Regions from separate parts of the Mus musculus genome. Here region 2 is linked to region 1. Evidence: chromatin loops called from intact Hi-C (ENCODE). Cell type or tissue: left cerebral cortex. All regions are shown on one strand. Links, peaks and the distances in the headings refer to the core of each region. The heading gives the core; the rest is flanking DNA. Region 1 holds the start of Rgma (repulsive guidance molecule family member A). Region 2 has its middle 240 kb from the start of Gm36865.

Evidence for each region. Hi-C counts contacts between places; a loop is a spot of excess contacts. Peaks named below come from ENCODE experiments on the same cell type or tissue, not always from the same donor. Only the 100,000 strongest peaks of a DNase experiment are listed, where the experiment ranks them.
Region 2: it touches region 1 in a loop (4-fold over the local background); 3 of 42 quality-filtered maps call a loop at or near these places.

What each region holds. Positions count from the first base shown.
Region 1 is chr7:73,368,005-73,376,341 of GRCm38, reverse strand. Rgma (repulsive guidance molecule family member A) reads right to left here and starts at 822. Exons shown (of 4, transcript NM_177740.5): 1 at 454-822. The coding sequence starts at 467. It overlaps A730056A06Rik (RIKEN cDNA A730056A06 gene), which reads left to right and starts at 568. Exons shown (of 2, transcript NR_040325.1): 1 at 568-825. In left cerebral cortex, for the core only: a CTCF peak has its summit at 3,861 (motif pointing left); DNase peaks (open chromatin) are centred at 782, 971, 1,392 and 3,814; H3K4me3 peaks cover 1,811 bases; H3K27ac peaks cover 1,848 bases.
Region 2 is chr7:72,585,767-72,594,103 of GRCm38, reverse strand. No RefSeq gene overlaps it. Among named protein-coding and RNA genes, the nearest start is that of Gm36865, 240 kb to the left of the region's middle. In left cerebral cortex, for the core only: no CTCF peak of the experiment used is centred there; DNase peaks (open chromatin) are centred at 2,330, 3,201, 3,580, 4,766 and 3 more places; H3K27ac peaks cover 320 bases.

The DNA of each region.
Region 1 (8,337 bases), core at 312-8,311:
CGGCCCCGGGGCAGGTGCGTTCATTTCCAGCTTCTGCAACCCGGGCCTGGGTTAAGTGAGAGAATCCGGTTTCACCGTGGGTCAGCGGGGTGATCAGATCTGTCAAGAGCTCTGTGGGTCAGGGGGGCTCTCGCCTCCGGAAGAGGTGGCCGCGCAGGAGAGAGAGCTCCAGGCGGTACACAGTGGGTGGGACAGGCGCCGGGTCTGCCCAGCCACGCGCAGCGCCTACTGCCCTCATGGCAGCATCTTAGGGGGCTGGGGGAAAAGAAAAAACACCAAACCACAAAACTTTCCTGCTGCCAAGTGCGAAGGCGAGTCATCCGAGGCAAAACCCTAAGTGTGTGAGATGAGACACCGGGTTGGGGGAGCCACTAATCAGTGAGGCGGCGGAGCGCAAGTGTCCGCAGCGCCTTGGGGACCTCAGGACCCCGTGCCCCCGCTGTCCGCGCTTACCTTGGCGGCTGCATGAGCCCCTCCAGCCCGCGGGGGGTTGGCGCTGGCGGGGCTGCGCGCGAAGACTAGGTGTAGGGCGGTCGCTCGTGGGCCCCTGGGTGAGGTGGGAGGGGCCCGGCTGGCGCTGGTCCCCGCAGCTCAGCGGACTCAGTAGCGACCCGGGGCGCTCCGCCTGCTCCCCGGCTGCATGCCTGCGAGCGCCTGGAGGAGCGAGCCTCAGGAGCGGCCGGCTGGCCAGTGCTTCCCGGGCGCAGGGCTCGGGCGGCGTAGCTTGCAGTTCCGAGACGCCTGCAGAGTAGGGCGGCCCGGGCTAACCTGCTGCCTCGCCCGGCCTGTCGCCGCCACCGCCACCGCTGAGCGCGGCGTCGCGAGGTTCGTTTGCGCGCGGCAGGGAGGGGGCGGGCCGGGCACCCCGGGAGCGGGCGGGGGGGCGAGCGCGGGCGGAGCGGAGCAGAGGGAGGGGGAGGGGTGGGGTCTGGGCTCCAAAGGCCCCGCCCCGCCGCGGTCCCACCCTTGCTGATCCGCGCTAGTGGGTGTGTGAGGACGTAGGGGGTGAGCCTGCAGAAAGCGCACACTCTCCCTGCGGGCTCGCGATCCCAGGGTTCGAGCAGCAAGTGCAGCGACCCTCCCTTCCGCTAACGCATCCAACTTTCTTAACCCTGAGCCAGGTGGCTTGGAGTCCACGTTTTCAACCTGGGAGCCTACGGTGGTTAGAGGTTTCCAATCGTGGATAAATATTGACATCTGCCGAAAGTCACCTTTGTTCTATAGGGATTTTACTCCTATTTAGAATCTTATTGGAAAAAATAAATAATATGTATATTGCATGCACAGTGCGCGAATACACGCAGTCTGGAGTAAACAGACTGTCTTGTACTCCCCCACCCCTCCCTCTGCAGTCCAGCTCAGAGGTAACCTCCGGTCACAGCGTCTTCCTCCCCCGCCCCGCACCCTTCTCGCATAGATTGCCAGAGGAAACTCCGGGCTTCTCAAAAGGATTCTTCATGCAGCTCACGCACACAGTGGAGAGCACAGCCAGCCGCCAGCAGCTCATCTCCAGGGTCTCACCCCAACACCACGTATAGGTCTGAAACCCTAGCTGGGGTGTGAAGTCAGCCGGGACACACAGCTCACACTCAAATTATCACTGAACAGTTAGCGCTGCCAGGATATTTTATACAGGGGTTACGACCCGATCTTCTCTTAATCTGAACCAAGCGCTGGAATTTTGATAGGATGAGAACTCTGTATTTAATGAAAAGGTATCGTCCGTATTAAGACCCTCGTCGTTATTTATGCTGTGGTCTTAAGGGATGTGGTTTTGAACTCAATGTTCTGCGTTTATTGGCCAAATGAATTAGACTAGTCTATAACTGAGCTATAAATAAACTCCATGTGCTTTTAGCAGGAAGGGATTGGGCCTTGCAGTTGGCCCCGTTTCTAAAATTAGCCTCGACCTTGGACAAATCTTTTAGGTCTGCTGAGCCTCAGTTTCCTTGTCTATAAATAAGGGAGTTGTACAAGAAAGTGTGTGTGTGTGTTTACATTTCCTTTTTGTACTCTATCATCCTCTGCTTGGGGACACTCCTCCAACCCTGTCCCCAATTCTCAAATCCCAGGTGTTGTTTTCCCTAGCTCTGACATCAATCTGTAATTATACCTTTATTTGTGGCCTTCTCATCATACTCAAGAGATCAGGAACCACCTTGGGGTCATCATGCCATCCTCAGCACCCAGGAGAGCCTGGTGTATAGCAGAGGCACAATAATTGTTATCACTTGGGTCATTTTCTTCCTCCTCCCCCTTGGGTTTTGGTTGTTTTGTTTTGTTTTGTTTTAACACTTTGCAGTCTTAGTCGTTTATTTCCTTTTTGTACATTAGGCCACGAATCTACATGCAATGGGCTCCAAAATCTCCGGCTCTTTTCCGTAGTCCTCACAAAGAGTGCTTCTCTGGATGGCACAGGCTGGCCCTTCAGCTGAGCCCAGGTGCCCTTCTCCTTAGCTTCCGTTTTCTTCTGATCGTTCTCCTTCACCCGCTTCAGGAGTTGTCTCTGCTCTTTGAGTGCTTGATGTGCTCAATCCGCACATTGATCCTCTCGGCCAACATCTTGCCCTTAACTTGCTTGTTTACAATTATGCCCATGGCATGCTAGTGACATTGTAGACTCTCCTGGGTTTGCTGTGGTAACACTTATGGGGCATTTCTTTTTGATCAGTGCACATTCCCTTGATGTCTACAATATCACCCTTCTTGTAGATTTGCATGTATGTGGCCAAAGGAACAACTCCATGTTTCCTAAAAGGCCTAGAGAACATGTACCCAGTGACTCTCCTCTTTCCCTTTGTGTTCGCCATTTTGGCGAGTTACTGGAAGATGGCAGCTGCCATGGCCGACCTCCCTCCACCCCCTGGGTTTTTAAAATGCTCTTTGGACATGACCAACATTTCACAATTCAAAAGCCATTGTTAGAAAGTAGCTGATAGGTTTTTTTCCCTCATTTTGGGGTATAAACAGTCCACTTCCTAGACCAAGAGGGATTGATCTCAGCTCAACCTTGGGTCAGTGGCGGAAGCCAGAGTGATTTACCTTGATGAGCATGGGGGGGTGAAGACAAGGACTATTAATGCCACTTGTTCCATACTCAGTTGTCACGGAACTCTCTGCACAGGCAGCTGAAATACTCCCATAAGCACTGACTTTAAATAAGGCCATGGGGTGTGTTGAGTGTGTCTATAACAACCATGCATGGCTTCAAGAACCATCTAGAAACATTCCTAATCTAAAACTCCACGGAACTTTTGTTTTTCTTTCAACTCTAAATTCCTTAGGAACAGGAAGCAGGCTAAAATGAGTTTAAGACCGTTTCGTTTGTTTGAAATACAGCGGTAGCAAACTAGGACGTGGAAGCCACAGGTATATCTATAGCAGGTTTTCTTCCTCCTTCCTCCCTTCCTCCTCCTCCCACCTTTTAGTTTATCTGTGTAGCCCGGCTGTCTTGGATTTTGCTCTATGCAGCAGGCTAGTCTCGAACGCAGAGATTTGCATACTTCTGCCTCCTGAGTGCAAGGATTAAAGGCGTGTGCCACCACACCCGACCCCAGTTTCTCTTCTGATGTGTAGAGTAGTAGAGGGTGAGTTAAAAACCTGGTTTCATAGAGAGACAACTGGAGCTTCTACTCCTTCCCGGCCACTCTTTCCTTCTTTTTGTGAGAAGAAAATCTTCTTGCTCGCAGCGGCGGCGAGGCCGATCGCCAGGCTGCCAGTCGCTGCAGCGGTTAGGTGCGAGAAGAGTCAAGGGCTGGCGAGAAGTGTCCTGCGTTGGCGCAACCGGGAGGCGGCTCTCCTCCGAGCACCACGCCCGCGGGCGGGAAAGCTGGCGGAGCTCCCGGGGTGTGGAGCAATTTGCTGTTTCTGTCTGTTTCAAATGAGTGGTGGCACCTGCTGGGGGAGAAGGCAACCTCAGGAAGTGAATTCAAGATGAGTCGAGGAAAGATTCCTTCTTGCCTGATTGACAAAACAGGCACATGGCGGGGCTGTCTCTTCCGGGTTGGAATACCCCCGCTTAGCCTATCCTTTTTGATAAATTCAAGTATAGAGTTGTAAAAGTGTAGCTCGGAACTCAGAGTATCGAGTCAGAACCCTGCCAAAACCCTGGGGAAGAGAGCCACCCGGGCTCACCCTTGGCCCCAGTGACATCTGGGAAGGCAACAGGTGCTGGGAACTTGCCCTGCTGGATGGATGTCCCTGCTGGGGTTTGGGGTTAAACATTTCACCATCAGGCCCTGGGCTGGACCCTGCATGGAAATCCTGATTGCAAAACAGTCTTTGCCCTTAGGCACCTGTAGTGTAGCTGGAAAATAAGAGCAAAGGGATCTCTCTGAGGAGTGGCAGGCTCCACCTCCATCCAGGTAGACCCCTCCCTTCAATAAAATAGTCCCAGTAAAATCTGCATTTGCAAATGCTCCTTTAGGTCTGCCTCCTGGCCTTCCCCTCCAACCCTTGACACCACGAAGCTGTGATCTGCTAAAAGAAGCAAATGTGGAAGGGAGGGACATAGCGGCATTGTCTGACTTCATCAATTAGATTTTATCGGGGCCAGCAGCTGTGGGGTGTGTTGGGTTTGTGGGTCAATGGAATGAGGAACATGTAGGCTGTGTATGCCAGAAAACCACCCGAAAGGGAGATATTTTAGCCAGGCCAAAGGTGGCAAGAAACAACTGAGTTTCAAACGATTTACACCAGGTCTAAAAATGGACGCTGAGGTAGTAATTATATCCAGTTAGTTTCTGGGGACCGCTGAGATGGCTCAGCGGGTTAGAAATGACTGCTGCTGGAGCTTGCTGCCAAGCCTGAAACCTGAGTTCAATCTCACTGAGTTCAACTCCCAGGACCCACAGAATAGAGAACTACAGCAAGTTGTCCTCTGTCTGCCATCTTTGCTGAAGGCTGAGCCAAAGAAACTCATAGAAGGTAGTTGAGTTGGAAAAGAATAGAAATGGATGAATAGAGCTTGGTTTGCAGAGGCAAGAGGCAGAAGACCAGCCAGGAGATTCTGTTACTGTTGGCATGCTATCAGAAACATATTTCAGGCGCTAAAAGGACACCAGGAAGAAGGGGCTGCCCAAATGCTTTGCAGAATTGAGAAATGAAGAAATACCAAAGTGGCATAGCAGAAGAGCAATGGGCAGATAATTCTGTGATAAAGTGGTTGCTTAGCAAGCACAAGGCCCTGGATTTAATCCCTAACACTACATTGGATATTTTTATATACAGAAGCTATACAGTTTTGCTCCAAAGAACTAAAGAAAGGGATACTTGAGTGAGTGAGAGAGAGAGAGAGAGAGAGAGAGAGAGAGAGAGAAGAGAAGAGAAGAGAAGAGAGAGATCGTCAGATCATCAATGATAATCAGACTCAGATGGCATGACACCCCCAAACCATCCTTTGAAAGTCATTTAGTTTTCTATACCTGATAATATGTATGACTGTTTAATCTAAAAACCCAAGGTCTGTGCCTGTGGATGTGAGTCAGTGAGTAAAATGCTCTGGTAGCCTGGTAGACGGAATTCTGTTCCTGTAGCCCTTGTAAAAAGCTTGATGCAGGGGCCTCATCTGTTGCAGGGTACCTGTCGTGAAATGGGAGGTGGAGGCAGGAGAATTCCCTGGAAGCTTGCAGGCCAGCTAGTCTGGAGTTACACAGCATGGCAGAAGCAAAGGGAGATAGCTTGCTTCATAGACAAGGTAGAAGAGAACTGAAAAAAAAATTAAAAAATAAAAAATAAAAAGAGAACTGACTCTAAAAGTTGTCCTCTGATCTTCTCATGCATGCTCTGTCACATAGATGGCTTACACCTTCATATATGCACAACACATACACACTAGGAAAGAAAAGAAGACCAACTTCAAGTTCGCTGTCAGCATTTCAGCCCTGCTTGCTATGTATGGTAGAATGGTAATTAAAGCAAAATGAGGATTTTGGCTCAAGTCAGCTATAGTCCTAGGAACAGAAAACAACCACATATCTTCATTTCCCCCCTCTTCATGACTTTAAGACAGAAGAATAAAGGGACTTGGAAGCGGACCCTCCCGTGAAGCTGACTGACTTAGACATGAGAAGAGTTGGAGGGTTTGGGCAGCCCCAGCTGCAGAGCAGCTGGGATGTGGTCAGTGCACACATCCTCCCGGCCCACAATAGCACCCACAGAAGCCAGGCCTTGACAATCTAGAGGCCTTGGGACCAGCTGGTGGGCCACATTCCCTTTGTGGTGATCTGGGAGATGGGAAAGCCTGCTGGCTGCTGCGTCTTTCTCCTTGTCCTTCTTCCTCCCCCTCCTTCCTCCTCTTTCCTTTCTTCTTCCATCTTCTTCTTCCTCCTTCCTCCCCTTCTTCTGGAGGCGGGTGGGGAGGGGATCTTTCTGGATTTTGTTTTGCAATCATTTACTGAGTTCCTCGCCTACAAGCACAGCCAGTGTCTGTAACAGACATTGCCTATGTCCTTGTGCCCATCCTTCCAGGTAAGAATGAGTAGTTGTATTGTTATAGGAAACAGGTTCCAAAAGCAAACAAGCAAGCAGTCAGGATTCACATTTGTGTCTACCCAAGCCCAAAGCCAATGGATCCATTTTAATACCAATCTTATAACCCTTTGTTTGTTTTTGTTTTCTTATTTCCATACTTTTCTCATTAGATTCAGGAAAGAAATACTACACACCCTGCGTCTCAGGAAGTCAGCACGGACCTCTGCTTTCTATAGTGTGGCCAAAGCTAGTGGAGTATGAACGTTGTGCTGTCAGCTGCTGTGAGATGCATGGAGTGTTTATGGATGAACATCGCTGTGCACTGTGGGCTCTGAGTCATGTGAGGCACAGGGAAACTCAGAGAGACACTGCATTTCATCAAGCCTTCTGATGAGTGTCTCAAGAGTGACCCCTGAGTCCTACCTGTTTCCTGGGCTCTTATGTTGGTTGCTAAACGTTGTCTCCTTTGAGAGGGAGCCCAAAGTAGGAATTTACTGAGTAGACATAAATCCTACTTCACACAGGGAGACCTTGGATTCCAATGAAGGCTAGTTTTAAAGGTTCCCTTAGGAGAGCACCATAAATTGAGTGTAGACTACAGAACAGACAAATTTAACCATGGATAGAAGATGGGGGATGACAATAGAGAGGGTTTTAGGGTGTCTTAAGGCCTTATTATTATCAAGAGGTACTACTTGGGGTATTCAAAATGTATGTATATATGCACTCATATATGTATTTATATATGTACGTATTTTTGTTTGTATGTACAAATGGACTTGCTACGTAGCTCAGTCAGCCTTGAATTCTCCATACTCTTGAGTGCTGGGGTTACATGTCTGTGTCACCATTCTTGGCTTTAATTTTCTTATAACAAAAACATGACTCGTATTTAGAATGTATTGATGTCATATTTGATTAGGGCAAGGCTGCAATCCAGGGTGAGTTTTTTGTTTAGGCTGTGCTCTGTGAGATCATTCAGATTCCTGCCAGTCATTGTTTGGTTCCCCCAAAGCCCTTTTATGATATAAGTAGTCGAAGCTGGAGTTCAGCCTGCCTGGGCTGCAGATACAAGCAGGACAGAGCATGTGCAGGAGGCCCAGTTCTGTTTGGATCATCGTGGTTTCTCATGTGTCCCCATCTAGCTGCAAGAGAAGCTGGAAAGTTGCTGTTGCTTGTCAGTTACCAGTCCATTTCTATGGAACATGGAGCTTAGATTGTGGTTGACCCCTAGCAATATTGGGTTGACAATTAGAAGTTGAGTACATTGTTGTTTGCTTTTTGTTTTTGTTTTCTTTGAGACAGGGTCTATCTCTACATAGCCCTAGCAGAACTGTAATTTACTATGTAGACCAGGATGGCCTTGGGTTCACAGAGATCCACCTGCTTCTGCCTCCTGGGTGCTAGGACTAAAGGTATACAACACCAAGCCCAGCTCATGAATGCATTTCATGAATCTAACATGACTCAGAAGGAATTCGCTGGCTCTGGATCCAGAGGACCTGAGTTTGAATCTGTGTTCTGTCTCTTGTCTTCTTTTTGGCCCCTGTTTGCTTCAACTGCTGTGCCCTCCTTCACCAGCTGCTGGGAGGCGTGGCAACACCACAGCTGCTTGATGTCATTGTTCCAACTTGGAGTAAATGAAAATGACCCTAAATTAGCTTGAAGAACTGGATTTTTTGTTTGAGACCCAAACCATCTTATAGAAGCTACACAGAGAGGACATCTAGATGAACTTAGGGAAAGCCTGGAATTAGAGTTGGAAAGATTTGACAGAAACAGAATGAAGGTGGGAGAAACCCCTGTCACAGTACCCAACTAATGCTACTCGAATGATCCTTGTGGTGGTGGTGGTGGTGGCAGAGG
Region 2 (8,337 bases), core at 19-8,018, 780 kb after region 1:
TCATTTTTGGGGAGCATGGGAGCTCAGGTAGACATGATACTGGAGAAGTAGCTGAGACTTCTACATCCAAATCCACTGTTATCAGGCTCCATTCATCAGAGACCACCAGCCTCACAACATGGAAGTATCAGGGACTGATGAAACACTCAGACACATATTCTCCTGGGGTATGCACCTCAAAGTCAAACCAGTACATTCTGTTAGGCAATCACAGTAGAGCCATTGCTTATGAAAAATCTTCATCATCACTGGGTTGGTAGCAACTTTGAGTGTCATATTTTTTGTCTTATTTCTGAGACGTGTTAGATTCTAAATGTCTATGGTATTAATAAGAATTCATTGTTACCAGCTCTAACCATGTAGAGAGTATCTTTTGACTACTATGAAACATGGAACCGTTATTTAAAACTTTCATTCCATGGGATCAGAATATCAAAGACTCTCTTAAGAATTAAAATGTGTTTCTCTATTCTGAGACATTGGGAGGACAGACGAATGCCCAGAAAGTACAGACACAAATGGGATGGCACCAGTCACAGCAATAAGGACTCCAGCCTACTCTATTTTTTCACATTGTAATAAATATTTTAATTACCATACCCCCTTTCTCTTATGTTTCTACTACTGTTTTCTATTGGTGATATTTATGACAGTTCAAGTTGGCATTGTTCCAGCTCCAGTTGGCATTGTTCCAATGTTTCAAAATATCAACACAGGAAATATTTAGTCTGGATGGTTCAGACTTTAGAAAGATTTTTTAAAATTTATGAGATATTTGTTGTACCTGCTTCTAAAAATGGAATCTATTTTCAAAGATAATGTATGCATAGAAAAACATGTATAGGAGTTAATGAAATTTCACAGACTAACCACAACTGTATAACCAGGTTGCCAATAACATTATTCTCAGCCATTTTTCAGTTTCCTGTGACTTCAAAAGGACTGGAGTTTATTTAAAGTTAAAAAAGATTACTTGTGCCTTACTAGATGGGGTTTTTCTAAAATTGACTCTATAAATAATATCCTGTGTTAGGTCATGGGTATTCATGGATTTTACTTGCCCAGAACCCACTCTTGCTTCTTATGAAAACTATGAAATTACAAGTGGAAATTACTCTCTCCTTTAGACAATTAGCGATTAGCATCCATGTGTTTCCTGAAAATAAGGAAAGATTGCGTTTCTGAGCTGTAACATATGGGTGCTCCTTCTGCACATCTCACTTTGCTGAGATGCTAAGGACAAAGCAAAATGATTGGCATTCACATCTCCTGGCAACACCATTCTCCAACGATCTCAGTAATGTAGGAACTGCTGTAGTTTCTACACCCAAGCTCTCCCACTCTACCCCAGGGTTCTCATACATTTTTGAACTACTTGTCTTTCCAATGAGTTACACTTTGGTTCTGATTATAACCAGAGGTTCTTTTTTTCTCTTTCTTACAACAAAACTAAGTGATATTTAGCATTAGCTGTTATTCTGCTAAAAATTAGGACATCATTCTCTCAGAAGACTATTCACTTTCATGCTTTTAAACGTGTCCATGATAGAGCATCCAAATTACTTGTTTTCTCTCCCCCATCTCCTTCCCTCATTTCCGTCCCTCCTTCTTGCTTTTCTCTCCTTTGTAATTCCATTAAGAATTTTGTAGCACATACACTTCGATATATCACTGATAGTTTACTGACCAGCTCCTGCATAGCATAGCCGTTGTTGGCAGTGATGCAGGATACAGCAGTGTGCATGAGACTGTATTATATGACTCCTTTGTTTGCATGAACAACTGATGTTCCTTATTTCCATGGGACTCGCAGTTGGCAGGACTGTGAGAAGTGACAGATGGTGCTGTCCTCCATCTCCGCCGACTCTCTATCCTCAGCCTACTTAGTTTCTGAGCAGGACAGATGAGAACAAGGTTCTTTGAGAACAAGAAGCAGGAAATGACCACACAGATCATTCATTATTTATTTTCACATTGTCTCTCTGATTACATTAAAGCATATTACTTTCATAATTTTAGAGAAAGTTAATATACTAAACTGTATACAAAAATGTTTACGGACACATTATTAGAGAGATTTACAGTAAAAAATGGATATCGTTTTCAGGAATAAAATATGTCAGGTTGTTAGCCATTGCTGTCTCCTTGTGACGATTTTATTTTTATTAGTCATAATTTTACATATTTTGTTTTAAGATAAACTTTTGTTTTTCATATCTATAAAAATTAATAAAATTACCTTAGATCTAGAAATAAGGATGTTTCATTTAGGAGAGAGAGTATGAGGCAGACTCACATCTGAATCTCTAGGCACTCAGACAGACTGGGACCAGGGCTACTCAGTTAACATGAGAATTCCTCTTCAAACCAAACGAACTCCTATGGCTTCTTTTGAACAATTTCTCTCACACTTCTGAATTCTGCTTGGTGTTGAAACACGTTAACTTGTTTTAATTTCTTTTTCATGAAGATCATTAAAGATAACCATAAATTTTCTCTTCTCATTCAAATTTTGACCCTAATGGGTTTTTTTTTTGGTTGTTTTGTTTTTGTTTTTGTCTTTGTTTTTTTTGTTGTTGTTTTTGTGTTTGTTTTGTTTTGTTTTGCTTTGTTTTTTGCTAGTTATAAAATCATTTTGCTAGCATTAAATAAGGTTCAGCTTCCTGCAAGGTACTTTCAAAGCAGGCTACCAACTCCCATTCCCTAAAACTTTGGATTTCTGATAGGCTGATCAGGGGCATGGGGTTGTGAAAACTGGTGAGCTTAATCTGCGTTAGGCATGGTATGCTACAAGGAAAACAAGATGATGGAGATGAGAAAAAGGAGAGAATTTCCTGGCTGATACCTGCCTTGGGAGAGAAGTTTTAATGAGGTGGTTGCAATGTTTCTTGTAGTGTCCATCTCTGTACATGCCCGAGACACCTACAATAAAGACTTGTGTTATTTTTCTCAAAGTGTTCTTACATTGGATTCATTTATTTTGAATGCTGAGTTCTCAATCTGACCGTGTGTTTAGACAGGACTATTGGGATAGTATTCCAGAACATTTCAGCTAGGATTGGGAGCTAAGACACATTAGTCCATAGCTGCCTTTCTAGACTGGAGCAAGAGGAATTCATATCATCCATGACTGCCAGGCTGCTGTGAGCAAGCTCAATGAGTCAAATGAGTCATCTGCCCACTTACTTTCTACTCAGAGTAACAGGCGAAGTGTGACAGAAACTGAGATGTTAAATTTATAGTTTTAGAAACCAGGCATCCAAGGGACTGGATGTCTCAGCTGAGCTAAAGGTCCCGTGAATGAAAAAAGTTGGCAACCATAATCAATATTTTCTTTCTAATGAGAAGACTTTTGCTTTCTTTCCTGTCAAGATGTCCTCTTCTTGGAAAAAAAAAAGATAATTCCTAGTGACAGATTACACTTCTGAGTGTGAAGTGCCTCAGGCAAAGGGCACAGTTCCCTAAACGGATACATCAGATATGAAAGAGGCACAGGCAAGAGGCTGGGATGAAAAGGGGATGGTGGTGCTATCTTGGGATGAGTCACCACTGTCACACTGCAGGGGAGGAGAGGGTCCTTTATCTGAGGACCAGGAAGTATGACTGATACATATTCATCTGCATCCCTGAAAGAATGCTCACCACCCAAATCTTCTCAAAAATAGATCCTGACATTTAGGGCTTATGTCCTGTGAGATTTCTAGTTTGGATCAAACCAAACAGAGAGAAAGTTAATTACTGAGTTCTGAGGGTAGAAGAGGCTCCAGGGCAGCTGAGTGTTAATGGCTTTATTTATACACAATGGATGTACAAGGAACAACACATATTGAATGTACTCTGAGTTTGGATGTATTATTGAACATAGAAGACACTTCTCAAGGTTTTCTTGTGCCCTTTGTATTTCGTGTGCTTTGGATCTGCATGTGCTAAGAACCCTTAACAGGGCATCTACCTATTTAACAAAGGGTATGACTGTTGTTATTGTATATATACAGTCCACTTAGAGAACTATGTATACCACATTGTGATTATATAGTGAGCATTTTATTATTATTACTATAATTACATAATTATTATTATATTAATTATTATACAGGTAAATAAACTCAGGGGAAATTAAAAGATTAAAAAAGTGTTAAAAGATATTACACAATTATAATTTTAAAAATCTGCATTAAAGTGGACATACATAAAATAATGAAATGAGCTCTTAATATGACATGTATAAATAATAAACTACATTTCTTCATTGGATTAAAGTAACTTTTACAGTAGTCATTTCAGGAGATAGTTTATAAGATGTTTTTCATAAATGTTACTTTGGATTTTTATTCCATGCCTGCAGTACCTCTACATTCAGCCCAAACCATCTACACGATATAAAATGGCTTCCCATGTGAAGAGAAATGCATTTTGACTTGACTCACCTCAAGTCCAGCTGTGATGCTTCTGCCGTCTAGGACCCTTGCCATATTTGGGCATGATGAACTGCTAAGTCTGGCCTCAGACATGCCCAGCCAAAACTGCTGGACTTGGCCAGCGTAGGGCCTGGGAGTGGGCTTTGGTGCTGAGAATGCAGTGGCTGGTGATGTTGGGCAATCATGGAGTCATAGCAGCAGAGAAATCAGAATCCATATCCAAGCTCAACTCCTTGATTAGCTTCTATTTAAATAAAAATTTACTGAGTTTTTCAGCTGTCTTGGCAACATCAGATTCCAGCCTGGAGAGGAAGTATGTGAGTCAGAGGTGGGAAGAGGCAGCTGGCCTGGTACTGTTCCAATCGTCCTCCTCCTCTGAGGACCATGTCTCCTGGAGCTTTGTGCTGCATTTACAAATAGCCTGCAGGGAGCCTGAGCATTGTGTAGTTATACTCCATCAAAGCTGTCCTGGAGGCCATTTCTGAGTGTGTTTCAATGCATGATAGCCATCAGCATTAGCCCTGTCCTCTTGAGCATCATAAATGAGTGATCCTCAAGAAACCATCCCACGGAATGGAACAAAACAGGGCATTGAGAAACGAAAAGAAGGATGTGTCTCTACATGGATTCTAAGTCTGTGCCCCCTGCAGATAATCTCATAAGACCATTTAGACAAACAGGGAACGTTTGCTCCCATGCACCACTTTTAAAAGAAGCAACAGTTAAACCTAGGTCTGAATGACCATCCTGCTTCACAATCCAAAAGTGCCTTCATGTTCTCCCAGCTTCTTCATCTCCTTCCTTTTATGCTCTTTCCCTGTATTTTAGTGGCATAGAAGTAGTTAGAGGCATGAATCTGAGGTATAGACTCAGTTACTCAGTCTCTCTCCTCTACAGAGAAAAAAAATATGATGAATAATATATATTATATATTAGATATAATTTACATAATGTTGTATTGTTTATTATATATTATTTTATTTTGTTATATATTATATTATAATTATTATAATTATCCTTTAATTATAATTATCATGTATGATTATATGTGTATATATGCATGTATATGAAATGTTTATAATATAATATACAATAATACATATTATTATTTGTTATATAATATGATATAACATATTGTAATGGTAATGTATAATAACATATATATGATATATTAGTTCTTCCTTTATAATCAAAAAGTGTTTGTTTTAGAGGGTAGAATGAGCAGGGCTTAAACTTTTTTTTCTTTTCTTTTCTTGTTGCTGATTCCTGGAAAACAGGATGGAAAATATAATCATTTTGGTGGTGTGTCTGAGAAAGACCTTGAAAGAAAGCTCTCCAGATGGCAGTTCTCCATCATAAGATACAAAATGAGATGCCAAGGATGACCAATGGGTAGGTTGAAGAAGGCTCTGTCTCTGTAATAACAAAGATATCTTAGAGAAAGCAATCCAGAGTCTTACTCAGCCAGGCTCTACCTTAAGACTTGGAGTTGCCTGTTGGAAATCTTTACGTGTTGTAGTAGAGCTGAGAAGTGTGACTGGGGAAACCATGGTGTTGGGTAAACATGAACACACTACAGGCTGCTTTGTTGGGGCAGAATGCAAACTCAGTTTTGTCCTGTGTGAGCGATCTCTGAACTTCTCAGCCCCTTCTACTGTGTGAGAATACAGAGTCTTCAGGAGGCTTAATTAAGTACAAGGGCTGAACGCACATTGCTTAGACTGGATTTCTTGTGTTTACTTGTTTTGACTGCATACATTCCTTTCTGCTTCACAGACAGGAACCTGCCGTGAATACATAGTATAATCCAGGTGTAAACTTATCTTGAATTCAGGAAATTGTTCTTGCTAAATGTCTCAGACTGTTGGTTTATTTGTTTGTTTGTTTGATTGTTTTGTAGCACTGCATCTAAATGTCCATGCATTTAAATGTTACTTAGAACAGATTGGGACCTCTCAAAATGTAGCTTGAAATACATATATCACTCTAGGTATGAACTATCTAAAAATCATGCCAAAATATAGATTTCTAGATATATCTAAGACCCTTTGGCTATAGGACCCCAAAAACTTGTATTTTCATGAAACTGCTATAAACATTACCAATTTTGCTAAAATATAGATTTCTAGGCCTATGCAAGACCCTTTTTGGAGTATGAACCTTGAAATGTGCGTTTTCATAAAATTGCTATGAACATTACAAATTTGACAAAACATTATTTTATTGTATTTATATGCATATATATTTGTGTGTATGTTTGCATTATGTGCATATTCCTGTGTGTGTGGGGACCCCCAGAAGGCAGAGTTTTGAGCATCTGCGGGAAATACCTGACGTACACACTGAGATCCACATCCGGCTCTTCTGACAGAGTCAGAGTGTTCTGAACCACAGAGCCATCTTTCCAGTTTCTGAACACTACAGTTAAAGCTACCAGTTTAACAATATAGCACTCAAATCTATAGACAACTTTGTGGGGTGTCTAATAAAAGCATGAGCTTTGTCTCAGAAACCGAGGATTCATCATTTTTAGCATCGTGTTACCCAAGCATCTATGAGAGGGCTTTGTGTAGTCACTAGTCACATCACTTTGCAGGGAACAGCCCTCACTCTGAAAAGCCGATGGAATAATTATCAGCAGATCCACTGTGTGATCACTCCCTGTCAGCAAATATTCTCTGACGTTTAACAAGAGTGGGAATACACATCTGTATACAGATGAAGAGTCAAGAAAGTTGCTTGATGTGCCTTGATTCTCATTATGGTACATTAGTAGCAGAGCTGGGACTCAAATTTAGATTTTCTATTTAAAATAATTTGCAGAGCTTGTTTACAGATTTTTAGAGATAGATACAGAGATGGTTATACCTGTTTGTCAGCTTATGCATCCAAGAGCATTGTGTGCAATGCACAAGATGTGTTCATTTAATAAATATTTGGGGGGAGCTCATGTATGAAACCTGGACAGCATGCCAAAAGTACAGGGAAGGAAAGACAGAGCCTCCCTTCTCTTTAGGACCTCCTGAAGTAGCAAAAGGTGCAGATTTGGAAGTAACTATTAAAATTGTGTTGGGTGAAAACTGTGATCGAGTAAATCATGCCCCTAAGCTCACCTGCACCACGGACTTACATCAATGATTCAAGGAACTTTCTGCAGTTCTCTGCAATGTTGGTGCCTTTGAGAAAATCATTCCAAATGAACAATCTTTCATCTTCAGTGCCTTTTCCTTTCCTGTTCTCCCTCTTTGGTTTCTGATGGGCATTTTGCTGCTCAATTCATTTGGACACTGTAATCTCTCTTTATTACCTCACTTTGCTCAATGGACTGTAGTAATTTTATTTGCATTTCCACTAAAGACTGTGATCATGAAAAATAAGATGAGAGTTATAATGTGATATGGCAAGGTCTGTAGAGGATCAGTTTAATCTTCCTCAGCCTTAATTTTCTCATAGATTAAATGAGATCGGTCTTCTGTGTCGCACCACTATTGTGAGGATCAAAAGAAACAGCAGTAGTCAAGTGCATGATAAAATTTAAAGTTCTGTAAAATGTAAAATTTCAATGGCTTTATTTCACTATTCTTGTGCAGAAATGAGGAAGCTAGAAATGGAAATGAGCAGGGACCAGCCATACATGTTGGCTCCTGCTGAAGGAGACTGCTGACAAGCACAATTTGTCATCTGAAAGTGACTTTTTAAAAGGGCACAAGAAATATTGTCTTTCTTTTTAATAATTTTAGGCTTGCTATATGTCTATGTCTGTGCACCACATGTGTATCTGTTGCCTGAGGAGGTGTTGAGCTTCCATGGAAGTGCTGGGACTCAAACTTGTGTCCTTTGCAAAAACAAAGTGATCCTAATTGCTGAGACAACCTTTCAACATTGAGCTGAGCATAAAGGACAAAAGGCCCACATGTGT